2 separate regions of the Homo sapiens genome follow, and region 2 is linked to region 1. A link is a contact called in ENCODE Hi-C or POLR2A ChIA-PET data. All regions are on one chromosome and are shown on one strand. Each heading gives the region's core, a stretch centred on a gene start or an enhancer-like site at or near the end of the contact. The rest is flanking DNA. Distances are from core to core; before and after follow the strand shown.

What was found. Hi-C counts contacts between places; a loop is a spot of excess contacts on that map. ChIA-PET counts read pairs that join two places held with the same protein, here RNA polymerase II (POLR2A). Pooled maps may share reads with other maps.
Region 2: a pooled map shows a loop between it and region 1 (2.4-fold over the local background). The contact joins two enhancer-like sites. A Hi-C loop is called at or near these places in 3 of 50 pooled maps. POLR2A ChIA-PET finds 5 or more read pairs at or near these places in 3 of 52 experiments (BJ, HEK293 and activated T-cell).

Annotation. Positions count from the first base shown.
Region 1 is chr13:32,968,540-32,971,337 of GRCh38, forward strand. No RefSeq gene overlaps it. Among named protein-coding and RNA genes, the nearest start is that of KL, 46 kb to the right of the region's middle. Within about 2 kb of position 1,335, at least 6 of the 41 ENCODE cell types and tissues checked have a DNase peak (open chromatin) inside an H3K27ac peak, as active enhancers do.
Region 2 is chr13:33,109,308-33,112,261 of GRCh38, forward strand. It overlaps STARD13 (StAR related lipid transfer domain containing 13), which reads right to left. Exons shown (of 14, transcript NM_178006.4): 10 at 2,471-2,585; 11 at 1,379-1,600; 12 at 566-783. Among named protein-coding and RNA genes, the nearest start is that of KL, 94 kb to the left of the region's middle. RefSeq lists enhancers at 273-332, 433-522. Within about 2 kb of position 1,669, at least 19 of the 41 ENCODE cell types and tissues checked have a DNase peak (open chromatin) inside an H3K27ac peak, as active enhancers do.

The sequences.
Region 1 (2,798 bases), core at 85-2,584:
GGGGCTGTCTATGTGGGAGGGAGAACAAAGGCATTTATCTTAAAGCTTCATTTGCATAGAAATCCTTTGTTTTGACTAAATCGAACAGCCTCCTGAAAGTAATTCTTAACACTACCTTTGCTACAGATGGTTAAGGATTAAAATAACTTCTCCAACTTAAGTTTCCACATATGCAAAATAGATAATAATACAGTAATAATTCTGACCCCAGTAGGGTGTTGAGAGGATCACTGGGATAGTGTGTGTTAAGTATTCTTTGGCCTGCCACACTAAGTATTCAATAAAAAACTATTGTTATTATTACTATGATATTTTAAGTTGGTTATATTCATAACATGTTAGAATGTTAGAAGGGAGCTCAGAAACAGCAAAAATACAGGCTTTGGAGTCCACGGACCTAAGTGGGAATCCTGTCTCCACCCTTTCCTAGCAGGGTGACCCTGGGTACACTGCTCATCCAATAAGACCTTGGTACGTGAGAACCACTTGGACTTGCTAAAATCATATTCCAGGGCCCCACCCTAGATATTCTGATTGAGTTGTTTTATGGTGAGGCCCAGAGAACTGCATTTTACAAGTTTTCCAGGTGATTTGGATTCATGAACTCTACGAACCATAGTTTGTGAAATGTTGACTTAGTCTAAGTCTCAGAGGTTTTTTGTTTTTTGTTTTCTCCCATAAAATGGAGCAGGAATACCTGCTTCATGGTTTTGGATGGAAAATATCTGGCCCCAAATCTGGCTTATTGCAGGGAATCTGGCTTACTGTGCTTAGAAGCTTTGGCTATCTTCCTTCTAGATATGGTCTCTTTAACTATTTCATCCAACCATGTGCAGCCAGTGTCACAGAAGAGACCAAACTCTGTGTTAGAAGCTGATGGAATTCAGGTAGCGAATCAAAGACCACCAAACATTAAAGAGTAAAAAGTGTCTGCGAAACACATCAGATGTATTTTGCAGAATATACCTCTGTAATAGAATGGGTTCCCCCTTCCCCTTGCAAATCAGCCATGTATGGAAATAAAAAAATTCCACTCTGATGAGCACATTTCCCTGCTTTCAAATGCCAGAAACCATGTGAACAGTGAGCAAGGAAGGCCCGCACCATCACCATCAGCAGACAACGGTTTCATAACGAATTCTACAAATTTGACTCCTTGCCTGCCTCTAATTCTTTAATGGAATACTAGGAGAAAATTAACAGAGTCTGATGACCTCAGAGGACTTTTGAGGGGAAAGCTAAGTCCATGCTGGACTGAGTCAGCTACATAGAAAATGAAACTTCAGTTTGCCCACAGCCTGCCGCTTTCAAGGTTCTTGTTTGCTACGCGTGTGCTCGATCCACCCATCCCTCTTAGCTGATGTTTGCTGCTGCTGTTGCTGCAGAATGGGAACTTTGAAGCCCTGCTTCCTATAATAAGCTAGATGAGCTCATTTGTTAATGTTTTTCCTTCCTGTTATACTTTTCAGTATGTTAGGCTGCTATTTAACATTGAATTGTCACAATCTGTGGCATTATATAATGATATAATTTCTTTGCTGTATAATTGGTAAAGAACTTTGTGATGATTCTGATGGGAGGGAGATAAAAACTATCAAGAAACATAAGGCTGTGAGTATATAAATGCAAAAATAGCCAATTCCATCAACTGTCCCCAGAATGAGTCGGGCAAAAAACATTAAGCTTCCTTTTTGGCTTTTTTTCTTCTGTGCAAGGAAAATATTTTAAACTGAGTTTTTTCCCTTTTCATCCATTGTTTGTGGACACAGGATATAGAGCAGCAGGGGAGAAGACAAAAAATCTGCTGAAAGCTGGTTCTGTTTAACAGATTAGGTTCAAATTTGTTTTTAAGAAGAACGGATTTGTGATGTTTTATTCAGGCACAGCAATGGCAATATAATCAGAGTTGAAATCTGCCTTAAAGAAAGAATTTTTGTAATTATAAACTCCCAAATAAAGATTTGAAACAGAATCTGATTTGCCTATCTATGGGTAGCTTTTCTTAGTTTTAATTTATCCAAACACTCACTCATTCATTCAACAAACACTGGCTGCTGCCCTCTGTGCGAGACACTGGGAAAAGAGAGGTAAAATAATTTGTGCCCTCCGAAAGGAGTGCTCCGATACTCCTCTTAGTAGCTCCCATGGAATCCCCAGTGTACCCTATCACAGCATGTTTTCTATTTGATTGAAACTACTTATTCAACAAACATTTGTTTAATACTTTTTTTTATTTCAGTAGCTTTAGGGGTACAAGTGGTTTTTAATTACATGGATGAACTGTATAGTAGTGAAAGTCTGAAAGTTTAGTGTACCCATCACAGGAGTAGTGTATATTGTACCCGATATGTAGCTTTTTATCCCTCCCTGCTCTGAGTCTCCAATGTCCACTATACTAACCTGTATGCCTTTGCATACCCAGAGCTTGGCTCCCACTTATAAGTGAGAACATACAGTGTTCCAACAATTATTTGTCAAGTATTTCCTCTGTGTGAAGCACAGGGCTACATGGTTCCCGCCTACCCCGTAGGGCTGTTGTGGGGATTAAGGAATAAGGATCAAACTACTTGACACCACACCTGGGCCTAGAAGGTATTTAACAGGTGTCTGATGAATGACTTCATGGCCAGTAGGAAACCGTTGCTAGGAAAAGATTGCTAGTGACCCTGTGATTGTGAACTTCAGTAGGATGAGGTGGTGGAGAAGGACAAAAGCTTCCAGCATCTTCTGGCGGCAGTAATTCTTCACCTTTCCTGCAGTCACACTTTTTGAACTTCTGGTCTACCTACTTCTGCTTA
Region 2 (2,954 bases), core at 419-2,918, 140 kb after region 1:
GAACTCAACCCTTACATCAATCAGAAGAAATATTTCCTTGGCAGACACAGAATCAACAAGATTTTCTGGACCTCCAGGGCAGTGCCAAGGTTTCTGAGCATAGTAATAGCTATGAGCATCTGAAGTTATACAGATGAGTTCTGAAGTCAAACCTACTCCAGTCTTGAGAGTTACACACACTTTCCCAGGGGAGAAAAACAAAATCAGAAGAAAAGCCAGTCAGATCCATTTGCATAATTTGGCAGAAAGTGCAACCGGACAAACAGCAGCTTTTCTGGGCCGTCTGCTCTGAGGAAATGAATAATATTTATGGCCTAATAAACTGTGTGCTCCACAAGGAGAGGGGCAATCAGAGAGCCCAGGCAGAGCTGTAGGCTGGGTGAAAAGACACAGGAAGTCGGGCATCGACACAGAAAACTCAGATGTCACTGAGGGAAACAAGAGCCGGCTTAGTGTTCCCCGTGGAGGCTGGACTTTGGTGGGAGACACCAGGAGAAGTGCTCACATCTACAGTTCGCGTCCTGCCTTTGGAACAGAACATCATAAACCCTAGAGTCAGGCTCACCTGAGAACCACAAAGTCTCTGGAAGGATGGGGAGCCATGCTGTTCAGCACATACTGGTAGATCTCTGTTTGCCTGTCTAGAGTTTCCACAACCTTCCACTGCACAAAGTCCTCGTCCCACAGGTGGCGCTCTCTCAGCACGCGGTTCAGGACCACTGAGGGGGGTGCTTCCACCTCCACAGAAGCCTTCCACAGCTTCAGCGGGTTCCCGTCGCCCACCTTGGGAAAGACAACGTCAGAAGCTGAAGAGGTTGTCTGGGATATGGGTCCAACATTTTTTGTTTGGGCTTTTAGTTTTGCTATCATACCTTGCTGGGTGTTCAAAAACCATCACTGATTATGTAAATTGAGAGTGATACTACATACCTCAGCTGTAACATTTTAGTCCTTAAGCTTAAAAGAATAATAATGATGATAAAAATAATAATCACCAACACACCTAGTGGTTACTGTGTGCCAGGAACTATTCTAAGCCATTTGGTTTGTAAATTAGCCTTCCTCCGACAGTGGTACTCTTACAATGTCCATTTTGCAAATGGGAAAACTGAGGCACAGAGAGGTGTGTGACTTGCCCAACATCACACAGCTACGGGGGAGAGACAGGACCGGGATCCAGCTGTCCGGCTCCATAGTTTACTCTCTGATTATAGGCAACAGATCTCTGGACTGAGTTCTTTGAATGGTTCATGTGCCTTAACTGTCCGCGTGTGTGCCAAGCCCTGTGGACACAGCAGCTGTTTTCAATGCAAAAACAAATGTCTGATTGTTAGCTGTGGCTTTCTGGGGGTGATCTTTTTCCATCCTCTGAGATTACCTTTTTGAAAGCAAGATCTGTATTGTCCGTGCTGGAGCACGTGACCCATCCTTTGAACTTCTCCTTGGCTTCTTTCTGGAGGCCCTGGATGAGATGGTTCAGGTAAGTGTGGAAAGTTGCCCCACTCTCCTCCAGCTGTGTCCCCAATTCTTCCAGGGTTGGCACGTGGATCTCAGCCTCCACATACGAGTTACGAGACTGGGCCACCAACTCGTGTGGAACCTAGACCAACGGATGCATGAAAGGGCAACACACTGAGCCAAAGAAACGCCGAGACTCAAAGAAAGCAAAGCCATTTCACCCACAACCCGGCTCTGAGCCACGGGCCGAGGGCCACACGGCCAGAGATGTTTTTCTAAGATCATTGCCAAGGCCGGGAGGGGCCTTCCTAAAGTCAGGAAATACAAACATGTTTCTGAGGCTGTATTTATTATTCAAAACATTGCAATGACTTCCCCTTTATTATTTTCACTTCCCTTTTATTTTACCTTTACTGTCTTTTTATTCAGTTTGGCAAAATATGGGCTCAGACAACTTTACCCACTATGAATAAGACTTAAAACAGACAGACTTGTGAAGGGAAACATCAAACATGACTTGGGAATAGCTTTACTTTTTTAGCACACTTTTCCCATTGACAAATGCCAATTCTATCACAAAAGTATGCCACAAGTCTGGTTCACTTACTTCTTTTACATATCTGTGGCTGTATTCATAAGCTGTCATTGGTTCTTAGCAACAAAGATTCCTCAGTATCATACACACACTCACACAGATGTTTAACCTAATCAAGCTCCAAGGTAAAATCAAATAGAACATAATTGGCTGACTGGCCTTGAACCTGATAATGGCAGGTGATGCACTGTTTGCATAAAAACCATCAGTATGGTAATCCCAAGTGTCTTTATCAAAGCCTCAATTGTATAGCTAGCTCCTCAGCTTTCTTGGAAGCAAACACCAGAGCTATAACATATACTATTGTCATAAAATCAGGAACAAACAGATAGAAACCATAAATGTAGCAACAATCCCAAGCGTCTTATCTAGTTCCAAGAGCTACTAGGGAGGCGGAGGTTCGAGCCTTTTGCTCACCTCAAAAAGTCTGTCGCATTCCATGATCATGTGCGCTAGCCCCTGAGCTGCTGCCAGATTCTCGTTGAGGTCCTTTTGATCTGGCTTCCCAGTGGCATATTTCTTCTGTATGACTCTGTAATTGAACGTGAGTGTGCTAAGCAGATCCCACACCAACGAGCTTGTCACAATACCAAACTCATCCCTTTTGTTTTCTGTTTATACCCAGATGCTATCCAGATCCCAGGCTTTTGCGTTTCCAAATAAAAACAATGATCACATATCTTAGATATCTGAATCAGGCTAACAGTCTGACAGTTCACAAGGAAAAATCTTGGAAAACTAAAGGGCAGGAAGAACAGCAGGGGACAAAATTAATCTGTTTTTCCAAAGTTTGAAACCCCTTAACTGCAAGCTCCTGTGCTTTGGTCTTAAATATAGCCTTTTAAAAATTGTAAAATACTACTTTGTGTATGTTTTCCTCCTCACTCACACAGACAACATA